Regions from separate parts of the Homo sapiens genome. Here regions 2, 3, 4, 5 and 6 are each linked to region 1. A link is a contact called in ENCODE Hi-C or POLR2A ChIA-PET data. All regions are on one chromosome and are shown on one strand. Each heading gives the region's core, a stretch centred on a gene start or an enhancer-like site at or near the end of the contact. The rest is flanking DNA. Distances are from core to core; before and after follow the strand shown. Region 1 holds the start of NRON (non-coding repressor of NFAT). Region 2 overlaps MAPKAP1 (MAPK associated protein 1). Region 3 overlaps MAPKAP1 (MAPK associated protein 1). Region 4 overlaps MAPKAP1 (MAPK associated protein 1). Region 5 overlaps MAPKAP1 (MAPK associated protein 1). Region 6 holds the start of MAPKAP1 (MAPK associated protein 1).

Region 1 (3,936 bases), core at 383-2,882:
GAGCCTTGGCCATCTTGAAAGAAGAAAGAGTTCACATTTTTTTGTCCTGTTGCAAACATTCCCCTCCCCAAGGACACCTGTCCCGCAGCGCCCACCTTCTCGAGTCCTACTCTGCGGGGTTTGGATGGCCACCTTGTCACCTTGCCTCAAATCGGCCTTGTGGGACTGTTCCTTGAGCTTTGCTGCCCCCACCTCCACCATTCTGCTGAGCCCCTGGCCACAACGGCATCGTGACTTCCATTGTGGGGGGGGGCTCAGTAATGCATTTTGAACCCAAGAGTTAAATTTTAGAATGCTGATTGAAGAGGCCTGGGTTTTGGTTTTCCTTTGATTTAGCCACACGGTGCAGATGATCCAAAATACAGCCTTGAAAACATTTTTGTGGGCCTTTGCGTGTTCTCTTTGTCATCACTTTTGGTGAGTAACTCTGTGTGTGTGTGTGTGTGTGTGTGTGTGTGTGTGTGTGTGTGTGTGTCCCTTGGGCCTTCTTTACACCACTCACAGGCGGTGTTACTTTGAGTGAGTTTTATCACTCTCTGAGCCTGTTTCTTCCTCTGTGAAATGGGGATAGAAATGCCTCCTTTGCAGGATTTGTCATGAGAATTAAATTGGGGGGGGACACAGAAAGCACCACCCTGGTGCCCAGTGAGCACCCATGCATGCTGGCTTTCTGTCTGTGTCCAGGGTTCAATGCAGAACTTAGCCTAAGCATGAGCAGGGCATCCCCTTAGACCTTTCCTTTGCCACCACGTGGCTCCCGCCTGCTGCAGTTGCAACTCCAGTCACCAGCACCCCTCCAGCACCCCACAGCATCAGAGACTGGGCACAGGCAACCTCCCCTGCGGAGCTGGGACTAGAATGGCTGTGTTCACAGGTGAGCAGCTGGGAAGGGGTTAAGATAGTAATTGTGTAAGTCTTCCAGGCTTTCTCCCAGTTCTGCGATAATTTGATGAAGAACTTCACCCTAATTAAATATTCAAATTAGGAATAAGTGTCAATATGGCTTCCCATTGCCTGGAATGATGATTAATTGTATTCAAAACTCTAGTGGCCCACTGTAATCTAAACCTAACCGTTGTTCTTGATTATTTCTGCACCACACTTGCCATGTTTTTGTTTTAAGATTTAAACTAGTAATTGATTTGCCATATGCCGTCAAGCTGCACGTACTTTATGCATTTAGGAACTTGGGGAGTTTGGAATTGTGATTTCCTTCATCTTCCAGTGGCAGCTTTTTTTTCCCCTTGTCCAATGCACAGTGATTTGGTTTTGTGTGTGTGTGTGTGTGTGTGTGTGTGTGTGCACGCATGCACGCGCATGCATGCATGTGTGTATGTGTTGCCCATGAGGAAAACCCATTCTACAGTCAGCCTGGTAGGTTGGAGTTGCATTGGTCGTGGCAAATGGGCTTCCTGAATGGAAAATGAACAGGTCTGTGTTTGCACTTACTTTGTGCCCTGTGTCATCTCAGTAAAGCAACATGGCATGGTGGAAAGAGCATGAACGCACATCCTAGCCCAGCCATTTTCTTCAGCTGTGTGACTTTGGGTGAGTTACTTAACCTCTCTGAACCACTTTTCCCCCACATATAGGGTACTACTTCCCTTGCTGGGTTGTTTACATTAGAGATGTGTATGAACATGAGGAATGGTGCAAGTGCCCAGTGAGTAGTAACTGCCATAGTCCTAAATAATTACAGGAGTGAAAATTCCAGGAACAAAGCCTTCACGCGGGCCTCCCTGGAAAGCCCCTCCCAGCCATGCAAGTCAAATCCCATTTCCTACCTCTCTGACTCCCGGAGCCTCCGTTGCCCATCCTTGGCTTTGTGACATCTCTTGGGCCACTGTCTAGACTCTTGAATTACTATTTCATTGCTCGGGCCTCTTCTCCCCAGCCACAGTCTTTTCTTTTTGCAGGTGGGACCATGGCTCCCATGTCCCTGGATACCTCCCAGGGCCTAACAGAGTGCCTGGCCTGTAGTAGACTCTCAACAGATGTTTGTTATTTTGGTTATTTCTTTTTTTTTTTTTTTTTGAGATGGAGTCTTACTCTGTCACCCAGGCTGGAGTGCAATGGCGTGATCTCTGCTTACTGCAGCCTCCACCTCCCAGGTTCAAGCAATTCTCCTGCCTCAGCCTCCTGAGTAGCTGGGATTACAGGCACACGCCACCACGCCCGGCTAATTTTTATATTTTTTAGTAGAAACGGGGTTTCACCATGTTGTTCAGGCTGGTCTTGAACTCCTGACCTCGTGATCCACCCGCCTTGGCCTCCCAAAGTGCTGTGATTACAGGCATGAGCCACCACACCCAGTTATTTCTTTTTCATGCCACTGTTTTAAAATTGAAGCATATAACCATATTGTCCTTTATGGCCTATCTTTTGATATTCAGAGCTTTTACTTTGTGATATAGGAGATTTATGTTCGTGTTTCAGTTGACTTATGGATAAATTCCTAAAGGGGAAGATACACGTTTCATTTGGTTTCTTAAACTGTCTCGGTGCCAGGCAGTGCCTAGCACACAGTAGGAGCACAATAAAAAAAGTGCGCTGAGTCAGTCGCCACATCCTAATTATAGCGGCCTTGTGTGCCTGTTGATACTGGTCCAGCTCCCCTGGCATGGGCCTGTGTTCACTGGGTAATACTTGGAATTAAGTTTTAGGTCTGGGCATAGAAGGTTTATAAGATAGTGAATATAACTGTAGAGGAAATAGGTCTCTTTTAAGTTTTACAAAACCTTACTTGTCTTGGCTTGTGTCAATTACAAAACGAAACAAAAAAGAGACTCATCAGACCGTGACAAATGATAGTAAACTTTGCGCATGGTGGTTTCTCCCTGAGGTTGGCTCCAAAATCAATATGAAAAGAAAACCACAACTGAAAATATTTTAGAGCCTAGAGTGATTAAAATAACTGACTTTCTGTTTTAGCGGAAACAAGTTACAAGAAAGAATTACAATATCTCCTCACATCTCTGGGTCTTCACAGATCTCAATCGTAATTCAGAGCCTCACTTGGGAAACACAGGGGACTTGGAGCAGGAATCCTGGCTGTGAAGTCATTGAGGAGGATTCGAGTGTTAGTCAGGCCCTTCCAGCTGAAAATGATTCATTTTAATTACCTTCCAGGGTGATCCGATACCTGAGCATATGGTCTTTAAGAAATAAGGTTCCCCAAACTGTCAGCAAGTGTGGGCAATGGTCAGGGACCTCTTTCTGACACCATTGACCAGCCTTGGAGAGCGGGCGCTCTAGAAGGTGCTTATTAAAATGCCAGCAGGTGCAGCAAAGGTCCCCTTCTCTGTGACTCCCGCACCCTGCTTGTGCCAGGTGTTTTATAAGAGCCTTTTTCTTCATTAAATGGCATTCATTAAGCACGTCCTTACACCTGGCACAGAAGCTGTGCGTCACAGATGACTTCTTCCCAGTGGTGTTTGCAGGAATAATGTGGAATTTCATTTAGCCATTTGCTGTGTTCTTCTTCCCCTTCCTATCTTAACTTGATTTTTGTTGCTTTTCATATTTCTTCTGCTGCCCCCACAATCCATTCCTCTCCTTTGTACATGACCTCTGGTCTTTGTCCACCAGCAGACACATTATATAGAAAACAAGGTGTCCCTTCAGCACCAAGCACCACCACGCTGGATGCTTTCATACGTGTGTCTCTTCTACTCTCCCAACCACATTGAGAAGTGTTCCCCTAGTTTTTGCCATCTTTTTTTCTGATTAAAAGAAATAATTTCTCATCCAAAAAAATTAACACTTAAAACATATGGAAGAGCAGTGGGGAGAATCCACACTCCCATCTTAGAGGCTTCTGTCGTCAATACCGTGAGCCTCTCCTGCCCCTCAGTCACCTCTAAGTTACTCCCTCCAGCCCTTTGCTGTACTGTAGCTTAGCCGTGTGTGCCCATGGAAAAAAGATTGTCTTATGGG
Region 2 (3,936 bases), core at 439-2,938, 900 kb before region 1:
GCAGGATTTTTATGGGATTTTGTAAACCCGAGGCAAACATCTCAGCACATAAGTTTCAAAGAAAATCTGCAGAATCTGTTGGTTGGTGGCTACATGCTCAGAGCAGCTTCCTCGATCCCTTTAACCCCTAACTGAAACATAAAAGGTTTTAGCATGCAATTCTTTAACAGCTGCTAGCTAGCTGAAAGCTGAAATCCAATGGAAAGCAAGTGCCTGCCAAAGTCCGAAGAGAGGGAAGACACACTGTCGCCTCCATTGCTCTGTGTCTTCTTTCTAGAGACCCGTGGGAGAAACTTCTTTCAGATCCTGGTATCAGGAAAAGCTGTACTTCCCTGGAGCAAAGGGCTTGCTTTTGTATCTTTAGAAAGTTTAACATAAATCTTGTAACTAGCTCCTATCATGTCCCTTTCTCCTTTGCCCATCAGGAAGCTCAGCACTAAATGTTCGTGTGACTATGATGACCTGGACATGCATTTCTCTGCCAGCTCCTCCTCCTGGGGACTCGTAAACTTGTCGTTTAATCTTTATGTTTCTTTTCCTCTCACGTAGTTTATTGGTTCGTATGTATACATATTTTTTTTTTGTTTCTTTTGAGATGGAGTCTTGCTCTGTCGCCCAGGTTGGAGTGCAGTGGCGCAATCTCGGCTCACTGCAAGCTCCGCCTCCCGGGTTCACGCTATTCTCCTGCCTCAGCCTCCCAAGTAGCTGGGACTACAGGCGCCCGCCACCATGCCCGGCTAATTTTTTTGTATTTTTTAGTAGAGACGGGGTTTCACCATGTTAGCCAGGATGGTCTCGATCTCCTGACCTTGTGATCCACCTGTCTCGGCCTCCCAAAGTGCTAGGATTACAGGCGTGAGCCACTGTGCCCAGCCTCGTATGTATATTTTTTTAAGAGGTGGGGTCTCGCTATATTGCCCAGGCTGGAGTGCAGTGGCTGTTCACAGGTGCGATCCCATTACCGATCAGCACAGGCGTTTTGACCTGCACGTTTCCAACATGGGCCGGTTTACCCCTCCTTAGGCAACCTGGTGGTTACCCACTCCCGGGAGCTCACCATACTGATGCTGAACTTAGTGTGGACATCTGATCAGCATAGCGCTGATCTAGGCTGTAGCCCAGAAATCCTGGACTCAAGCAACCCTCCCATATCAGCCTCCTGAGGAGCTGGGACCACAGGTACACACCACTGCACTCAGTGGTTTGTGTATTTTAAAATCTATTATAATAATTCCAAATATTTTTGGGATCAAGGTAGGATATAAGTGAATTAACCTATCATCATCATTGCTGACCATAAGAACAAGTTTGAGAATCACCTGTGCAAGGAAAAATGACAGTCAAAAGCTGAACACTTTCATGGTTATGTCTTCATGTCAACTGTTTTCCATTCACCAATTTAAAGAGCTGCTTTAATCTGAAAGAGCTTCTGGTAGCCAGAAAAAAGCTAAGTGTGAGCAGTAAGAGGAAAGGCTAGACTTGAGCAGAACATCCCTGGTGTTTGTGCCATGAGAGGGAGTAACGCTGCCAGCTATGCATCCTTGGGAAGGAATTTAAACTCATCTGTAAAATAGGGATAACAGAGCTTCCCTCAGAAGGTTGCTGTGAGGATTAAATGAGACAATGCAGGACTTCCCTTAGCAAAGTGCTCGGTCAATGAGAGCTGCTATTATTGCAAATACAGACTGAAACAGAAACCACTGCAATAAGGTTTAGGTAGATCCCTAGCCTATGAGTCACAACAGGCTCACAGCCTTACCAGGGAGGGCACACCGGGGCAGGGAATGCTGGCATCAAAGCGAAAGTCTGTGCTCTTTCCCTCGTGTGTCCAAAGTAGGGGTGCAGGGTGCATATCTATTTAAACAAGCTTGCTTTTAAGCTGCAGACGGCATTTAAGATTAGAGACTTGCTCAGCAGCCAGGATTCCTACAGTTCCCTAGTCTCTCAGGTCCTACAAATATAGTCTAAAAATGACGAGTAAATGTCAGAACCCACAGAACAAACCACGGCAGCACAGATATCAAAGGACACGTGACGCTGGGTCTGAGCTCACATGTCCACCCCACACAGCCTTGGCTTCTTCCACAATGACCTTCCATGGTCCACGTGGGTTCCTCAGTGCCTCCTGGCTTCTGCACGTGCCATTCCCTCTTCCCTCTTCTTCACCTAGCTCTGAGTCCTGCTTCAAGACAACCTGGTTCAGATGTTTCCACCTCAGGGAAGGGGAGGGTGGAGCTACCTGTCCCCTTCTCTGTGCTCCCACACAGCGCCTTGTTCCTACCTTGGTAGGAACACTCATTGGGCTCTTCTATAATTTACCAGCTCAAGCTGCCTCGCTGCCTCCCCCAGCCTCGAGGCAGGGATGAGTAATCTCTGTGCTTGGTGCATTGTTGATGCTCAAAAAATATTCATTAGATGGATGTTTGGATGGTAGTGTAGCATCACATGTCCTTTGATATCTGTGCGATCATGGTTTGTTCTGTGGGTTCTGACATTTACTTGTCATTTTTAGTCAATATTTGTAGGACCTGAGAGACTGAGGAACTGTGAATCCTGGCTGCCGAGCAAGTCTCTAATCTTAAATGCTGCCTATAGCTTAAAAGCAAGCTTGTTCAAGGAGGAGCTGAGGCTGAGAAGCTTGGCCCAGATTGTTGGTCAAGATTTGGATTTTCTCTCATATGCAACAGGTGCTAACAGAGCAGGAAAGTGACACAATCAGCTTTATATTTTGGTGAGATTCTTCTGGTGGCACTGCTGACAATGGGCTGGAGACTTATGGCAGGAAGACCCATTCCAGGAGGATCGTGCCAAGCCTTGACTACTCTATGGCAGGGGCTGACTGAATCTGCGTTCCTCACTGAGCCAAAGCCACTACGCTGATGCCGTCCGTATCAGAGCTCGGACCCAACATCAGCTATGCTAAAATGTCTGCATTTAGTGTCAGCTCCATCGCTTATAACTCTTCCTCCAGAGGCAACTATAATCATTTTCTGCTTGATCTTAATATAAGCACTGAACTATATTCAAGTGACAACCGCTGTAGCTTATACCCCCTCTGAGGCTCAGATTGGATAGTTTGGAATTTAAATAATAAAAAAGGAACAAGCTGACATGACAATAAGGTCACACTTTAGCCTCTTCTGAGCCAATACACCATTTGCTCTCTGTGAAACAGCTGAATATAATCAAATTAAATACAATTCCTATTACAAAAGAAGAAAGACCAAGGCTGTTCCAATAAACCAATTCTCCTGCCTAGTTAAACTGCAAAACCTTCAGGAAAGGTTTTGAAAGCATGACCCATCAGTTCTAATTTTTAAAACTTATCCTTTCAGTCAACACTAGAAAAAGGCCCATTCCAACTTTTATCTTTGCTACAAAGTGCTGTTATCTTGGCTTGATGTCAGGAGCTCTATCTCTCTTTCTGCTGACAAGCAGAGACGAGAAAGATAAGATTGGAAACGAATCTCACTTCTCTGAGTAAATAAATAATCAATACTCATCTAAATGTAAATGAGAAGGTAGCCCCCTCTGATAACAGCACTCTTATCAGAGAGCCAATTTTCTTCAGACATTTGGCCTCAACCAAATCACCATCATTCAGCCCCAGCCTAATGGCAAAAAATCGTAACTAAATTGAACCGATCACCAGAGATCAACTAAGTTCGGCCCTGGCCACTTCAGGTTCAAATGTTTGGGAATGCAATTTTGCCCCCATTAACTTTCAATAGCAATGAAGAACAGACTGGTCAAGGGGCCAGTCGGTGCAATAAACAAAGCCCAGCAAGGGGGCCGGCCAGAAGATGAGGAGGAGTGGGCTTCAGTGTTTAAACAACAACAGTGCCATCATGGAAGCAAGCCCCAAAACTGTGAAGGGAAGGCCGCTTCTGTGGGCTGAGTAGATGGCACTCTTTCCTCTATCTAAGGCTTGGCTGA
Region 3 (3,936 bases), core at 412-2,911, 880 kb before region 1:
AGGAAGTCTTTTCAGTTAGAAAATGGAAGGACCGCCAGGCACAGTGGCTCACGCCTGTAATCCCAGCACTTTGGGAGGCCGAGGCAGGTGGATCACGAGGTCAGGAGTTCGAGACCAGCCTGGCCAAGATGGTGAAACCCCATCTCTACTAAAAATACAAAAATTAGCTGGGCGTGGTGGCACATGCCTGTGGCGCCAGCTACTTGGGAGGCTGAGGCAGGAGAATCGCCTGAACTCGGGAGGCGGAGGTTGCGGTGAGCTGAGATCATGCCATTGCACTCCAGCCTGGGTGATAAGAGTGAGACTCCGTCTCAAAAAAAAAAAAAAAAAAAAAAAAAAGGAAGGACTAGCAGGGCGCAGTGGCTCACGCCTGTGATCCCAGCACTTTGGGAGGCCAAGGCAGGTGGATCACTTGTGGTCAGGAGTTCGAGACCGGCCTGGCCAACATGGCGAAAACCCCTGTCTAAAAATACAACTAAAAATACAAAAATTAGCCGGGCGTGGTGGTGTGCACCTGTAATCCCAGCTACTCGGGAAGTTGAGGCAGGAGAATCCCTTGAACCTGGAAGGTGGAGGTTGCAGTGGGCCAAGGTTGCACCATTGCACTCCAGCCTGGGCAAAATGAGTGAAACTCTATCTCAGGAAAAAAAAAAAAAAAAAAAGAAAGAAAGAAAAAAGAAAAGAAAATGGAAGGACTAACAAAAGCCAGAGCAAGAATTCCTATCAAATGTGTTTTATTGCTTTGTTTATTAGCCATCTCCTCTATTAGAATGTTAGCTCTCTGAGTTCACCCAACTGTCACCCTTATATCCTTATTCACTACCTGAAATGTAGCCAAGACTCTACTGAAGGATAAGTTAGGTTTCAGACACACTGTACCTGAGAGATCTGCATGACCCTCAGGGATTCTTAGACTTCAGTTACACATTATCTTAATTCACACTGTTCTGCTATTAAAAGTAGTGTGCCAAAAAAAAAAAAGAAAAGAAAAAAAAAGGCGAAAAAAGAAAAGGAAAGCTTAAGTTTTGCTATGATTTGATATTTCTGTGATTATGTGGTGACAGTTTCCAGGAAGATTGAGGAGTTCCAATAGACCACCTTGTATCTTTTGCAGCACTTGGGCTTTAATCACATCTCACTGACTTTCTGTTTGAAAAATTGGTTCGATGACACAGTAGAATCTACACACCTAGCTGCCTGCCATACTGTGATTAGTAGCTAGGTAACCAGAGAGGTAGATGCTGATACGTCCTCTCCCCAGATCTGCCTTACGGTGCTAATCCAATGCCATTTTCCTGATTTTAAGTCTTCTTTGTCTCAGGACATTATTGTCATGTAAGGCAGAAAAAGAAATGCCCTTACTGACTAGCTATTTTTCTTCTTTTCTTTATAATGCACTTAAAGCTGTTGCAGATATGCGGCAGAAAGTGCCACTACTTATAATTTACTCAAAAAGAAAGAACTATGCAAAATTACTATTGGAGTTGTTTAAAATGCCTTTTACATTGCTTATGGGAGTAAAACAGCTCCAGTATCAGGCCTCTGTAAGCAGCAGAACAGGAGTTGGGTGGTTCAGGCCCTTGGTTTCCTGTGGTGGGGTAACTCTACTAAAGCAAGGGTTTTTTCATAGAAAGTAGCTAAAATCAGTCTTGGTAGAGAAGAATTTTCCTTACAGCTACTAATAGGATAAACACATCAAATGGCCTGACCGAAGAAAGAGGGACTTCTGCTTCCTCTGGTGCAGACTGAGACTCTTCATGGAGGCTGGAGAGATGTAATGGGCACATGCAACACTCTAATCCTGTCTGTAATTATAGAATCATTTTCATTTTCAAAATCACATGGATATTTAAGTATACTTCCTCTTTTAAATGTTTTCTGAGAAACAGCAACAGGGTCTGTGAGCTACTAAACTGTGAACACAAAGACTTTTAAAACTTACTTATAAATGTGTTTGTTACAGGCAATTACAGTTTGTTCACATTATTTCCAGAATCTTTGGCATAGGAAATTAAATTTGCAGACATAAGCTATCTGATAAATAAGGCTTGTGACCATTAATCCATCCCTATAGATATATGGTATGGTTCACTTATTAGTAAAAAAAATCATTTGAGTTGACTCTCTGGGTCTAGTTTTCTCCTTCTTCAAAATAAAGTGTGCTTCCAGCAGATTCTAATTCAAACACAATTCAAAGGCTCATTCTACCACAAGGTAAAAACTTTCTATAGACTTAATTCACTGGAAAACAAAAGGTGCAGGCAAAGGCCAAATCATATGGATAGAAAAGGAAGTAAACCAAAACCTAAAGAGAAAGCCAGGTTTTATGGCGTGCCTGGCATGATAGTGGCAATAGGGATGATGGCAGCTGATGTCCACTGAGCGCCTACTATGGACTAAGTGTTTTACATGCATTCAGTTAAGACAATAACCCTGCAAGATAGGTATTATTACCTCTATTTACAGAAAAGACAACTGAGGTCAGAAGGGGCTGATGACTTCCCTAACTTCACAGCTTGTAAAAGGGACAGGTGGCCTGGGGACTGGGGTTGGTTTGGTTCCAAAGCCCATGCTGTTTCCACTGAGTCTTGCTGCCACCCCCAGCTGAAGCAGGGACATTTGGTCTCTCTAGAGAGAAAGGCAACAGCTTCCACTGAGCCGTGGGCCCCGTAACCTTATCCAGTAGAAGGAAGCACCACAGTGTCTAGCAGTACAACCTTTGGCCATTTGGCTTTGAGTCCTTACTCCCCTACTAGCTGTGCGACCTCAGCAAGTCCTGCAACCTCTCTGAGCTTTAGTATTCTCACTTATAAAATGAACATGACAACTGATTCAAATAGTTGTTTTAAGGATTAAAGTGTAATGGAAAAAAGTATCTGGCAGATCACCTGGCCAAGTGTGAGTATTAGTAAGTGGTGATTATTATACCTGTAACTGTAAATGCAACTTAAAACCACAGATCAATGGGAGAAACTATGACCTCAAAGATGTTATTTAACAGACGAGCTAATAACAATAAAATAACCTAGTGCTTTTTATGCTACAAGAATACATGTTTGTACATTCAGAAATTCATATTAGTATCAACAGTATCTAAATGATGTATTTTTAATTTTTGTGAGTTTTCCCATTTTATTATGAGTATTTTTAAACCACAGAAAAGTTGAAAGAACTGAACACTGAGAACCCATATACCCATCACCTAGACCTATAGTCAACATTTTACAATACTTGCTTGATCACATATCTATCAATCCATTTTTTAAAATGTATTTCAAATCAAGGAGGAGACATTACTACATTCACTCTGAACTACTTCAGCATACATAGCATTAACTGAAGCTCAATATTTGTTTAAGATTTTCTTTTTACTTTTAGGTAAAATTTACATGCAATATACACACAAATTGTACAAATACAATTTGACAGTCTGACAAATGTACACACTTGGCAATTGCAGCTCCCGTCAATATATAGATTCCCAATCAATATACAGATGATTAGCTTTACTCCAGAAAGTTCCCTCATCCACATTACATTTTAAGTGAGGAAGCTGTGGTGTACGGAAAAAAAAACATTGGGCTCAAGAATCAAAGGGTCTGGGTTCAAATCTCACCTGTATTACTCATTAGAAATACATACAAGTGTGCACACACACACTCCATGTGCTCTCTTTCTCTATATATTTATATATCTCCTTGGTTTTCTACCACAAAAAAGAGATAATGCCCATCTCACAAGGTCTTTTGTAAAGGTTAAATACAAAAATACCTGGAATACAATAAGTATTCAGTAGATGTAATCAAAATGGAATCATTACCTTGGTACTTTCTACCTCTCTCCCACCTCTCTCCAATCTGAGGATATTGTCTTCAAAAAGAAAAGTAAGGACACACACACAAAAAGCAGTTGCAAAAGAGATGAGGGGGAAAAAGG
Region 4 (3,936 bases), core at 770-3,269, 780 kb before region 1:
GATCCCAAATGTTGGAAATGGGGCCTAATGGGAGGTGTTTGGATCATGGAGGCAGATCCCTCATGAATAAATTAATACCTTCCCTGAGAAGTGAGTTCTTACTCTATTAGTTCCAGAGACAGCTGCTTATTAAAAAGAGGTTGGGTTGATCACTTGAGCCCAGGAGTTTGAGACCAGCCTGGGCAACAAACAAAGGGAGACGCCATCTCTACAAAAAATAATTTTTAAAAATTAGCTGGGCATGGTGGCATGCACCTGTGGTCCCAGCTACCTGAGAGGCTGAGGCAGAAGGACTGCTTGAGCCCAAGAGTCTGAAGCTGCAGCAAGCTGTCATCACACCACTGCACTCCAGCCTAGGTGATACAGTGAGATCCTGTCTCAAAAAAAAAAAAAAAGCCTGATACCTCCCCGTGTCCTTCTTCCTCTCTCACCATGTGATCTCTGCATTCCCCAGCTCCCCATCTGCCTTCCTTAATGAGTAAAAGCAGCCTGAGGCCCTCACCAGGTGCAGATGCCCAATCTCGAACTTTCCAGCCATCAGAATTGTGAACCATAAAAACCTTTTTGTTTTATAAACTACTCAGTCTCCAGCATTTTGTTATAGCAACATAAAATGAATGAAGACAACTGCCTTTGCTCTGTCCAGCCTGGCAGAGCCATGCAGAGCATCTTCTACCCAAGAACCCTTCTACTATTTTCAGGCAATGTTCACATCTTCTCTGGATGGATTCTGTAAAGCCCAACTCATATGCCCCACCCGGTTCCTAGTCTCTACCACCTCCTTGTGGCACTTGTCTGAATAGACACTTATAGTTGTAAATGTCTGTTGTACAGAACTTACTATACCTCACCACACTAAATTCCCTACTTTTGCTAACCACAGCCATGGTGATTTATTCAGACGTAAGGATGTCAGTTTCCTGCTCCAAATACAACTAGCAGGAGCAAATCAAAACTCTTCTTGATCAAGCCTCGTCTCTCACCTCCTCTGCTCTCAGCCTCCACATTCCAGTCATACCCTACTACTTTCATTGCCCAGAATTTACCAGCATCTCTCACCTCAGATGTTTACACCAGCACTTCACCTACCTAGAAGCCTCCTGCCTAACCTCCTCCCATCCTTCAAGGCTTGGCTTAGGGGTCATCTAAGGAGTCTTCCCTGATATTCTCCCATGCGAAGCCCAGGCCAGGTGTCCTTCCTCTAAGAAACTCACCATACTAGGCCAGGCGTGGTGGCTCATGTCTGTAATCCCAGCACTTTGCAAGGCCGAGGCGGGCAGATCCCTTGAGGTAAGGAGTTCAAGACCAGCCTGGCCAACATGGTGAAACTCCATCTCTACTAAAAATACAAAAAAATTAGCCAGGCATGGTGGCACATGCCTGTAGTCCCAGCTACCTGGGAGGCTGAGGCAGAAGAATCACTTGAACCCAGGAGGAAGAGCCTGCAGTGAGCTGAGATCACGCCACTGCACTCCAGCCTGGGTGACAGAGCAAGACTCCGTCTCAAAGAAAAAAAAAAAAGAAGAAACTCACCATACTAAACTTTTCCTCTCATAGCATTTATTATGCTATATTATAATTGTCTGACTTCCCTACAAGATTACACATACCATTAAATTAGGGACTATCTCATTCACTATTGTATCCTCAGCATTAGTCAAGTCCCTGGCACATACAGGCACTCAAGAAATATTTGAGAAATGAATGCATGAGTTTTCCTTCTAACTACCTGGCTCTGCTGAATCATACTGAGGTTACAATTAACCATGACCCTAAACCTTTTCTTTCATGTGCTACTTGGTTAAACCTCATCTTCCTCTTCCCCTTTTCCACTGCCACCCCCATACACAAATGACTGCATCTTATGACTTAAGTGCAAGTATCATTTTGGTGTGTCAAGACCACTTTAGTCCCTGACTTTGTCACTGCACATGCCTGCTATTCTTCCCAGCCTTCTGCCTTCCACAAGTGTCATCAGCCTATCATCAATGTTCTCATTCAGGTCCCTGACAGCAATGAACACACAAGAGACCTACAGCTTGCCACGAAAGATAGCTCTCCAGTTTGACATAAATCCATTAATCACCACTCTGTGCCTCGTCTCTCAGCCAGGTGCAAAGTCCACCTGACCACAATGTGACTGGAGAATATCTCCAGCTTGCGTGCAAGAATACTATGCAAAAATTGATGCTTTACTGAAATTCAGAACAAAGAATTTTAACCACAGCCCTCTATCTAGCTAACAACCCTATCCAAGAAAGAAATGGGCTTGTTCTGCCCTGCTTGGTTCTGAGGAAACCCATGGTGGCTCCTAGCAATCACTACTTCCCTTTTTTGAATTTACAAGCCCTTTAGCTCTGCTAAGTGAGCTGTTGTAAATGCAAGACCGCTCAATCCCAAAGCTGAAAAGAGAAGTCTATGAAGTGTGAGTTGCTGAAGGAGACTTCATGAAAGAAGTGAGATTTAAGGAAGATTTCAATGCACAGCGCCAACAGAGCTTGGTAGAGGACACAGGGAGAGTAGCCAAATCTAAGTGTGAGTAACAGGGACAGCAAGGCTGATTGTGGATAACAAAGACAGCAAGTCAGAAAGCCTGGCCCAAGTATCACCTGGGACAAACAGGGACTAATAAAAAGCAAGTTCTTCCTGCTGGGCTGCCTCCTTGAGCCAAAAGGTCAACCACAGCTGGGCTTCTGCCTGAATTCTTATTTTAAATATAATAGAACACATATTAGATTAAGCTGAGACAGAAAGTAATCCTTACATAAAAGACAGTTGTCAGAATGGCCAATCTAGTTTCTCCTAAGCACTTTCTGATGACGAATCCACCACCAGGATTATGTGTAATGGGCAATTTTGATGCAAAGTACTATTTTGCAACATTGTCCCATTTCTCTTCCAGAAAAATGCAGAGGTAATTATGTACTCATAGTCAGTGTAGCAAATCAGTTAAATTAAACCTGTATTTCATCTAATTCATATAGAATATGAATAACATAACTAACTTTTCTAATTTCATACTCTAGTACTCTCAAGTAAATAAAAGGGGAAAAAAAGTAAAGTTTCTCCCCTACAAATAGAATCTGTCACTTCCTAGGATGTGCACTTTTCAGCTCATGCATCCTAAATGCATGTGGAGATATTATATGCACTTTCTATTTAGCAATTTAATTATATCTTTGCATTCAAAGAGTGGCAATGGTTTGCAGTAATAATCAGGTGAAAGCATTCTGACATTAATATGCTGGAATCCGATGTGTTAATTTGATGCAACTTTGCCTTGACAATATGTGATTAATTTGTTCTCAGGCTAGCCTTGCTCCCAGCTCTGACAGTTTAAAATGCTGGGTTTCTTTATCCATATCGCTATTTGACACGCCTTAGCCCACTGCTTTGCTAAGACCACTGTTAATTTGTAATGAACTTGCTTTTCAGGGGGGCTCCTTCATTTTTAATTCTGTCAGTGTCACCTCCTTGAGGAAAATTACAAGTTTCCGTAGGTGTGATTACTGCCAAGTGCTGCTGATAAGAGGTTTGAGAAAACAAGGCTTTATAAAGAAGTCTGTATTTAATCTGCTGAAACAGATTTATTGCCTCCAGACAGATAAATATAATACAAAGTTCTCTTATTTAAAAGTCATCCCTAAGTTCTCCCTTACCACAACCTCCTCCTAAACAAAAACACAGTTGCATTTCTAGGACTCAATAATGAGTCACTCAGGGAAAAGAGGTGAACGTGTAATAAATTTAGCAATAACAGCAATTCTTGTCATCAAATTAGACTTGTGGGGGAGTCTCATAAAACACATGAATACATTTTTCACAAGGTTTGGGGGAGGAAAAAATCCCACTGAAACAATTATAGTTTCACTTCCCTTCCAACTAGCAAAAATTTTACACAGCTTAACGAACCCATTTTCTGTGGGCAAACTGAGT
Region 5 (3,936 bases), core at 1,437-3,936, 760 kb before region 1:
CAGTGGAAAAAGTCCTTCCTGTTGAAGAAGGCAGTGAAATTTTATCACAGCTATTGCTATTCATAAATCTTATATCTATTTTAATTCAATCTGGCCCTAGCCTCAGAGTCGCTGCACCACAATTTGATTACTATAACCATACTTTTTAACTGCTGTCAGGAAAGACAGCGCCTTATACAAACATCTGCCGGAACACATGCCTGCGTTCTCCAGCACCAGCCTTAAATCACGCTCTGGTGATGAATCTTTATCTGACACTAATACTTTTTAACTTCATACGGACAATTAAAATGAATTGTAGCTAAATGCACATATAACAAATCAATTTAATCTTTGGTTGCATAGCAGCATATTTTGCAAATTTCCTAAACTTACATGTATTTTGTAAAATTTCTTACATGTATCTTTGTCTAGGTGTTAAACTTCAGTTTAACAGAAAGTAAAGTGGAAATACTAATAAAACACAGCTCTTATGATACTGCCATGTAGTTGCAAGCCTCAAAGAATAATGACATTTGAAATTTATCACTGCCATTTTTAAAAACTTCCACATTTCTATGTGGAGAGTACCATTCTGGGCTTCATTATAAGAGTGACCAAAGCTGAATTCCCTGGCCTGTAGGAATACAACTGAAATTCGGACAACCACACCAAGGATAAGAAACTGGCTCAGATCCGAGCCGTAGACAGTATTCATCTACTATTCATCTATAGTGCCCATCACATTTGCTCTCTGGTTTGTTGTTCGTGGTTCTGTTCCTCTGCTCGGTCAGGTGCACCTAATGTCATGGACCACTGTCACAGTCCTCAGCACTGGGCACGATCATTCATGTAAAGTATAGTTTCTCCACTTGATGGCCATATGGCCGCTCTTGTCTTTTAAGTTCCCCAAGGGCAGTCAGCCCCATTTTATTTATCAGTGCACGGTGCAGAGCTGGTATGCAATAAATGTTTGAAATGAGCCAGTACAGTGTGGGTGCCTAGTAAATGATGTATTCGATGGATAGAGATGTGTGAACGAATCCACTCTGCACACCAGAAAAATCAATGGAAATAAACAAACATTTGTGAGGCACACACCAGTTACTACGTGTGAAAGCATTCCCCTTCCCCAGTCCCAATATCTTTTTTTTTTTTTTTTTTACATGTAAGGAAGTTAAGGCTAACAAGATGCAGTAACTTGCCCAATCCATATAACTGATAAAAAGATCTGAAGCAGTCCGTCAGGTTTCAAGTCCACTGCTAAAGGAAAAACTTTTGTTTTTAAATTTTAAAAAATTTCAAATGTTAACTGTTTTTGTTTTCGCCATAACAACGACTGCAAGAGTCTAGGAAAAAGAGCTGTGGTACTGGAATAGGAGAAAAAGGAGCTGAATACCAGCTCTGCCACACACTAGTGGGGAATCCTTGAGCACCTCACTTTCTCTCTCTCAGCCTGTTCCCTCACCTGGAGCTAATACTCCCTAGATCACTGTTCTGTTAGGATAATTAAGAGGAAAGTTCCAATGTATACACAAAAGATTAACTCTTCAAAAGTTGTAGTTTTCCCATCTGTACCCCCCTACATCTCACTGATGTCAATCACCTCCCTAATCACAAAACTCTGGAATCTTAAAGCCAAAAAGAATCCAAGAGGTCATCTAAGCCACATTCCTGATTCTAAACACGCAGAAATCAAGGCTCATAGATGAGAGATTACTTGTCCTACATCAGAGAGAAGGAACTGCATGGCCAGGACTAACACTCAAGTCTTCTGATTCCCTGTCAGTGTTCCTTCTAACACATGGCCTAGTAGTCCTGGAAATCAAGTTTCCATTTTGTATGAACCCCATTAATGAAAATAAAAATCTCAGCTGGGCACAGTGGTTCATACCTGTAATCCCAGCACTTTGGGAGGCCGAGGCAGGCGGATTACCTGGTCAGGAGTTGGAGACCAGCCTGACCAACATGGTGAAACCCCGCCTCTAGAAAGAATACAAAAATTAGCTGGGCGTGGTGGCACGCACCTGTAATCCCAGCTACTTGGGAGGCTGAGGTAGGAGAATCGCTTAAACCCGGGAGGCGGAGGTTGCAGTGAGCCAAGATCACACCACTGCACTCCAGCCTAGGCGACAGAGACTCTGACTCAAAAAAAAAAAGAAAAGAAAATAAGAAAATAAGAATCTCTGAGAATTAGAACACTTGGATTCTATGCCCAGCTAGGTGGAGCCTAGGCTGTCATTTGATTTCTCTGGATAGAGGTCTTCAAGATAGTAAAATCATGGCCTCATTCTTCGAGGGAGAAGACAATCTCTCTACTGCAAACCATGCAGAGCAAAGTACCCCAGGATGAGAAGGCTGAATGTAAAATGACACCATCCCTAGTCCCCTCCATACCTACAAGGATTGTCTCCTGGGCTAGACCTCAGTGCTCGATATTCATTCCAACCAGATTCCCTCTTCTAACCTGGTAATTAGTCAGGTAGTGAGAAGGTAGTACAACAACAGTAATCTCATTGTAACAAAAATACGTCCATGTTGTTTACCTCTTAGTCCCCTAACCTCCAACAATTACAATCAACACGTCTTAAATGACACCTGGCATCTGCCTCATTTAAAATTACTCTCTCGAAAATAAAAGAATAAAATTACCCTATCGTTTTCTCCTCTGAATGGCCTGGTGAGTCAGGCTGGGCATCTGAGTGCACATCCCTGTCATCTGAGAGGAAGTGACTGATGGGAGAGGAAGTGTCTGGAAGGTGACTAACGTCTGAAGGCAATTCCTTGGCCAGTTTCAAGGCTGGCTGACAAGCGAGAACAAAAAAGAGGCTTTTTGCTCCACTCTCACCTCAAAAAGCACTGCCTCAGATTCCCCAAACACAAACCAGACAATAGGATATACCCCACCTCCCAAAAAGATGTACAGTGTCTTCAAGGACATGGTAACAGTCTATGATCTGTAGTCAGCAGGTCCAAAACAGCTGCCAATGGGTGACAGAAACTCCGTCTCAAAAAAAAAAAAAAAAAAAGAAAAGAAGAAAATAAGAATCTTTGAGAATTAGAACACCTGGATTCTATGCCCAGCTAGGTGACCCTGGGCTGTCATTTGATTTCTCTGGAGAGATATCTTCAAGATAGTAAAATTATGGCCTCGTTCTTTGAGGGAGAAGCCCTCTTTCAGTGCTTCCTAACTCAGGGATGGTTTCATTATCCATCCAGCTCCACAAGCCGGACACGGACCAGGAAATCATCCTTCAAACCCCCTTCTAACCCTGTTCTCTGCATACATCATCAAATCCTACCACTTTTGCCTACTACTAAATATCTCTCGAATTCATTCACTCCATCTTCATTCTAACAAGCAAGCCCAAGTTACCACTCTCTCACCCAGAGCACTGCAAAAAATGTCTTGATTAGTTTCTCTATCCTCACAAACCCTTCTCAGGGATATACTCGGCAGCACAGCCCCAGGGGTCTTTTCAAAACAAATTTGATTACCTCACCTCCCCATTTAAATCCTTGTTCAAGGCTTCCCCGTGCCATGAGGTTAAAGAGAACACCTCTACCAATCATACCCGGTCTTCCCCCAGAGCTTCACTTTTCACCACGATCTACTTCACCCTAGGGCTCCAGTCACACAACTTTCTTTTGGTTCCTCAAAATTGCCAAATTCCCCTTGCCTCAGACCTTCTGTTCCTTTCTCCTCCCCCTTTTCTTAGCTAGTTCTTACTCACCCTTTAGCTCTCAGATCAAAAGATTTTAACCCAAGCCTGACAAACATGTTCTTTCCATGGCAAGAGTCTGCCTTCCTTTGAAAAGCCTTAAGCCAATGGTGAATTCTACCTCATGGAATTTTTAGAAGATGGCTCCACAACAAAGGAAGCCACCACAGACTGGCAAGGTTCACAGCTAACTGCAGAAATGAGGCCTAGACAGAGAGCTCAGGGTGGAAGAAGT
Region 6 (3,936 bases), core at 1,014-3,513, 700 kb before region 1:
TTATGTGTCGAAGGTCACATATCCTGTAAGAACAGGGACCAGGAATTGAATCCAGAGTCCATGCCTATTTTCTATAGACTGTCTTCTCTGCTCATATTCAAAGCTGAGCTAACTAACCTACCTGCCATCTCCTTGCCTTGGAAGAGCACAGTCTTTACATTTAAAAGATTTCTGTACCATTCATTTTAACATTCATATGTTTTGTCCTATATAACTTTTGGTTTCAATATGTACTTGCATAAAAAGAGGGAGATGATGTGAGAAAAAGGCAAGACATGTAATGGAAAAAGCACAGATTTAGGCATCAGACAGACCTGGGTTTGAATCCTGGCTCTGTCTCCTACCAGCTGTGTAATTTATTATGGGTCTTCCTAATCTGTAAATTGAGGTTAAAATGATTAAACAATAGAAACCCCTATATAATACCCAAATACTCAAAGTTTAGTTTACCTCAAATTATGAAGCATTACCTGGCCACATCCCATCCCTCAAAGGTGAATAACCCATTCCCCTCCCGCACCTACCACTGTCACAAGAACTCTCACACAATGTACTTATCACGGTGTTAGAATTATTCATTTCCCTTATCTCTCTTTCACTAAATTGAGCTCCCTGGCAGCAAAGACTGAATCTTATATTTATCTCTAATTGCCTAGCATGGTACCTGGCATATATATACATATCCATATTCAGTAAACATTTGCTAAGTTAAATAATTGTAGATAAAAATGAGCGCTTATAGAATTCTAGAGGAAAAATCATTTCCAGGTGGGGTTGTCCTGAATTGGTTGGGTGAGGCCAACTCAGCTGAGCCGTGGGAAGCGTCTCAATAGACTGAAAGAGAAAAGGGGAAACCTAGGCAAGGTAGGGAGAATGTTCTACAAAAATCAATGGAATAGGAAAGAACAAAAATGATTAGAGATCCTACTTATTCAGAGTAATGGATCAGGATGGGGTAATTAAAGAAGGAGACCTTTTCAAGCATAACTGGAAAGGTAACCAGGAGCCAGATTAGGAGATGTAAGGGGGTGTAAGTGCAGTCTGGGACACACAGTAGTTGAAGGTAGGCATGAGCACACAGATGAATGGGAAAGGGCTACCAGCATGCCCCAAATCCCGCAGGTGTGTAAACTGAAAAACATGAAAACAATTATTGCTTCATCAAGAACTCTTTCCGTGTTTACTAGGTACCTTGTGTGGGCTCATAAAATATAAGGAATAAAACCCATATCTAGGCTTCTGCTCAAGTGGGTTTTAACATTACGGATCCACCTCTCCTGCTTGTCAGAGAATGAGAACGCTGCTTTTTTTAAACCAATGGGTCTCCATTTGACTCTTCACACCTGGGAAAGTTTTGAACTTTGCCGATTTGGGTTTATAACAACATGGTGCTTTGTACAGTGCCAGGTACTGTGGTGGGCTTCCAAAGTGACTTTCATTCATTCAAAAGGAAGTTTTAACCAATTTCTGAGTCAATTTGGGGGTCTCTGGTTAAAGTCATAATCTTGTTTACGCTACAATCTCTTTTTCCCAGCCTTAAACAAATCTAAATGACTCCTTGCCACTCCCATAAACAAAGAATGAATCAAAGTTCCAGCAGCACTGTAGCTAGAAAAAAGTCTGTAAGGCTGTTAACCTCTTTAAGGGGGAGGGGGAGAAGGGACGCAAGGAAACAAGGACCACACAGTCAATGCTTGAAAACCTTGATTTTCACATTATGAAGACCAGGGCACCTAGATATTGCCAAGTGCAGGCCCAGAAACTGCCGGAGTCAACTACACCCCCCACCCCCACACTACCAGGTCAGCTGGCTTCTTTTCCCCTAAACCACACACCCGCCTCAGACTCCTGACAGCCTCCAGTTCTGGAAATGGCCAGGAAACGAACGCGCCCGGGCCACCTGAACAAGGGCCCGGCAGGCGGCCCGCCGGGCAGCGCTGAAACTGGAGGGGTGAGAGGGCCGCCAGGTGGGCAAGCTGGTGGGCTGACGGACGGGCGGGGAGCTGGCGGCTGGGGCAACCTTTACCTGAAGCTGCTTCCACACTACGGGCCGGGTCGGCCCCGGGACACGTTCCTGAGGGGAGGGCCCGGCTCCCCCACGCCTCCCGGCCCCTGCCCCGAGCTCTGCACTCTCGGGATCCACGGGGACCGGCGCTCCTCCCGGCCCGCTCAGCTGCCGCTTCCCGGGTTAGCCCTCATGCCCCTGCTGCTCGCCGCCGCCGGCCGGCCGAGCAGCAGCCCTATTACCCCGAGCCGCACACGACCCGGAACCACACCCCGGCGTTCCGGAAGTCCCCGACCGGGAAGGAGCCTCTGGCTGGGGACGTAGTGCGCAAGCCCCAGAGCTGAAAGCAAGGAGCGGTAGCTTCCCGCGGGGCGGGGCCGGGAGGGAGGCCGGGCGCATGCGCGCCGCTTCTCCAGTGCAGGGAAAGGCCTGGGTCGGAGACTGAGTTCTGGCAAGATGCGCCAGTGCCTGGACTTGCCTTGAGCAGGAATCAGTGTTAGGCTTCTCCATCGAATCTTCTTTCTCCCCATTTCCACGGAGAAAAGCCCTTAGTTCGTCCAGAAATGAGTGATGAGGCAGCTCAGCCTCTCTGAGAAAGACCTGGGTTCAAATGCCAGCTCTTATAACTTGCTGTGTGTCCTAGGATGTGACACTTCTCTCTGAGCCTCGGGTTTTCCCATCCAGGGCAATAGTTTCAACTTTAGAGTATATTGCTGTGGGAATCGAATGGGATGATGCTTGAAAAACACCCAGCATAGTGCCTGACACATAGTAAACATGCAGTCAATGTTAGTTATTTCTCTTATTATAATATCTGTAATATGGAGGTGACAATAATCTTCCTCAAGCCCTGCTGGGAGGTTTCCAGGAGATGTAGGAGGACTGGCACAGGGCAGAAGTTCAGTGTGTCTCATGCTGCTCCCTTCCTCTCTCACGGAGGAAATCAGTAGAGAAAGCCACGATGAAGGGGGAAAAAGGATTCAGGGAGTGCAGTGAGAGTGGTTCTCCCACCTGAAAGATGCTTGGGGAAGTCTCTCAAAAACGCACCTTAGCAAAAGAAAAAACTCAAGGTTGAATTTCAGCCCTGAGGGACCCCTGCCCAATTTTAAACTTATTAATAAATATGCCATGGGGCCAGGCACGGTGGCTCACACCTGTAATCCCAGCACTTTGGGAGGCCGAGGAGGGCAGATCACTTGAGATCAGGAGTTCGAGACCAGCCTGGCCAACATGGTGAAACCCTGTCTCTACTAAAAATACAAAAATTAGTCTGGCGTGGTGGTGTGCACCTGTAGTCCCAGCTACTCAGGAGACTGAGGCAGGAGAATGGCTTGAACCCGGGAGGCAGAGGTTGCAGTGACCCAAGATCAGGCCACTGCACTCCAGCCTGGGTGACAGAGACTCTGTCTCAAAACAAAAAAACAAAAAACACGGTGGGTCTACCCATGTATTTCAAATATGGTCATCCATCACTTAATGATGAGGACACAAGAAATGCATCGTTAGCTGATTTTGTGGTTGTGTAAACATCATAGACTGTACTTACACAATGTCAGAGCCTACTACACACCTAGGCTGTTTGGTATTAGCCTATTGCTTCTAGGCTGCACACCTGTACAGCATGTTACTGTACCATATACTGTAGGCAATTCTAACACAATGGTATTTGTGTATCTAAACATCTCTAAATGCAGAAAAGGTACAATTAAAAGACCATGTTATAATCTTAGGGGACCACCATCATATGCACTCTGTCATTGACCAAAACATCCTCATTCCACGCATGACCATATGTGATTGATCTCTTACTACATCCCATTACTTTATGTAATTGGTATCTTACCACATATCTATACTGGGGGAATAGTGCACCTCAGCACCCAGACACACTCTTGCACACACACCACCACAGTTCCATCAGGGACCTGTCA

The links. Hi-C counts contacts between places; a loop is a spot of excess contacts on that map. ChIA-PET counts read pairs that join two places held with the same protein, here RNA polymerase II (POLR2A). Pooled maps may share reads with other maps.
Region 2: a loop to region 1 is called in a pooled map, with 4 times the contacts of the local background. The contact joins the enhancer-like site here to the promoter of NRON in region 1. A Hi-C loop is called at or near these places in 8 of 50 pooled maps. POLR2A ChIA-PET finds 5 or more read pairs at or near these places in 2 of 52 experiments (BJ and GM10248).
Region 3: a loop to region 1 is called in a pooled map, with 4 times the contacts of the local background. The contact joins the enhancer-like site here to the promoter of NRON in region 1. A Hi-C loop is called at or near these places in 1 of 37 single-sample maps with no recorded cell type and 9 of 50 pooled maps. POLR2A ChIA-PET finds 5 or more read pairs at or near these places in 1 of 52 experiments (GM10248).
Region 4: a loop to region 1 is called in a pooled map, with 8 times the contacts of the local background. The contact joins the enhancer-like site here to the promoter of NRON in region 1. A Hi-C loop is called at or near these places in 2 of 37 single-sample maps with no recorded cell type and 7 of 50 pooled maps.
Region 5: a loop to region 1 is called in a pooled map, with 8 times the contacts of the local background. The contact joins the enhancer-like site here to the promoter of NRON in region 1. A Hi-C loop is called at or near these places in 1 of 37 single-sample maps with no recorded cell type and 6 of 50 pooled maps.
Region 6: a map of naive thymus-derived CD4-positive, alpha-beta T cell shows a loop between it and region 1 (6-fold over the local background). The contact joins the promoter of MAPKAP1 here to the promoter of NRON in region 1. A Hi-C loop is called at or near these places in 1 of 168 maps with a recorded cell type or tissue (naive thymus-derived CD4-positive, alpha-beta T cell), 1 of 37 single-sample maps with no recorded cell type and 6 of 50 pooled maps.

The regions. Positions count from the first base shown.
Region 1 is chr9:126,408,872-126,412,807 of GRCh38, forward strand. NRON (non-coding repressor of NFAT) reads right to left here and starts at 1,633. Exons shown (of 1, transcript NR_045006.1): 1 at 1-1,633. All of the region lies in intron 6 of MVB12B (multivesicular body subunit 12B), which reads left to right.
Region 2 is chr9:125,512,008-125,515,943 of GRCh38, forward strand. All of the region lies in intron 7 of MAPKAP1 (MAPK associated protein 1), which reads right to left. It also overlaps the pseudogene RN7SL30P. Among named protein-coding and RNA genes, the nearest start is that of MAPKAP1, 190 kb to the right of the region's middle. Within about 2 kb of position 1,689, at least 19 of the 41 ENCODE cell types and tissues checked have a DNase peak (open chromatin) inside an H3K27ac peak, as active enhancers do.
Region 3 is chr9:125,528,535-125,532,470 of GRCh38, forward strand. The region is part of intron 7 of MAPKAP1 (MAPK associated protein 1); the gene reads right to left. Among named protein-coding and RNA genes, the nearest start is that of MAPKAP1, 180 kb to the right of the region's middle. RefSeq lists an enhancer at 1,697-1,856. Within about 2 kb of position 1,662, at least 3 of the 41 ENCODE cell types and tissues checked have a DNase peak (open chromatin) inside an H3K27ac peak, as active enhancers do.
Region 4 is chr9:125,630,717-125,634,652 of GRCh38, forward strand. All of the region lies in intron 4 of MAPKAP1 (MAPK associated protein 1), which reads right to left. Among named protein-coding and RNA genes, the nearest start is that of MAPKAP1, 75 kb to the right of the region's middle. Within about 2 kb of position 2,020, at least 7 of the 41 ENCODE cell types and tissues checked have a DNase peak (open chromatin) inside an H3K27ac peak, as active enhancers do.
Region 5 is chr9:125,646,810-125,650,745 of GRCh38, forward strand. The region is part of intron 4 of MAPKAP1 (MAPK associated protein 1); the gene reads right to left. Among named protein-coding and RNA genes, the nearest start is that of MAPKAP1, 58 kb to the right of the region's middle. RefSeq lists enhancers at 2,456-3,655, 3,291-3,340, 3,351-3,620, 3,681-3,730, 3,771-3,936. Within about 2 kb of position 2,687, at least 14 of the 41 ENCODE cell types and tissues checked have a DNase peak (open chromatin) inside an H3K27ac peak, as active enhancers do.
Region 6 is chr9:125,704,945-125,708,880 of GRCh38, forward strand. MAPKAP1 (MAPK associated protein 1) reads right to left here and starts at 2,264. Exons shown (of 12, transcript NM_001006617.3): 1 at 2,027-2,264. RefSeq lists silencers at 1,968-2,197, 2,308-2,477 and enhancers at 2,186-2,480, 2,478-2,637.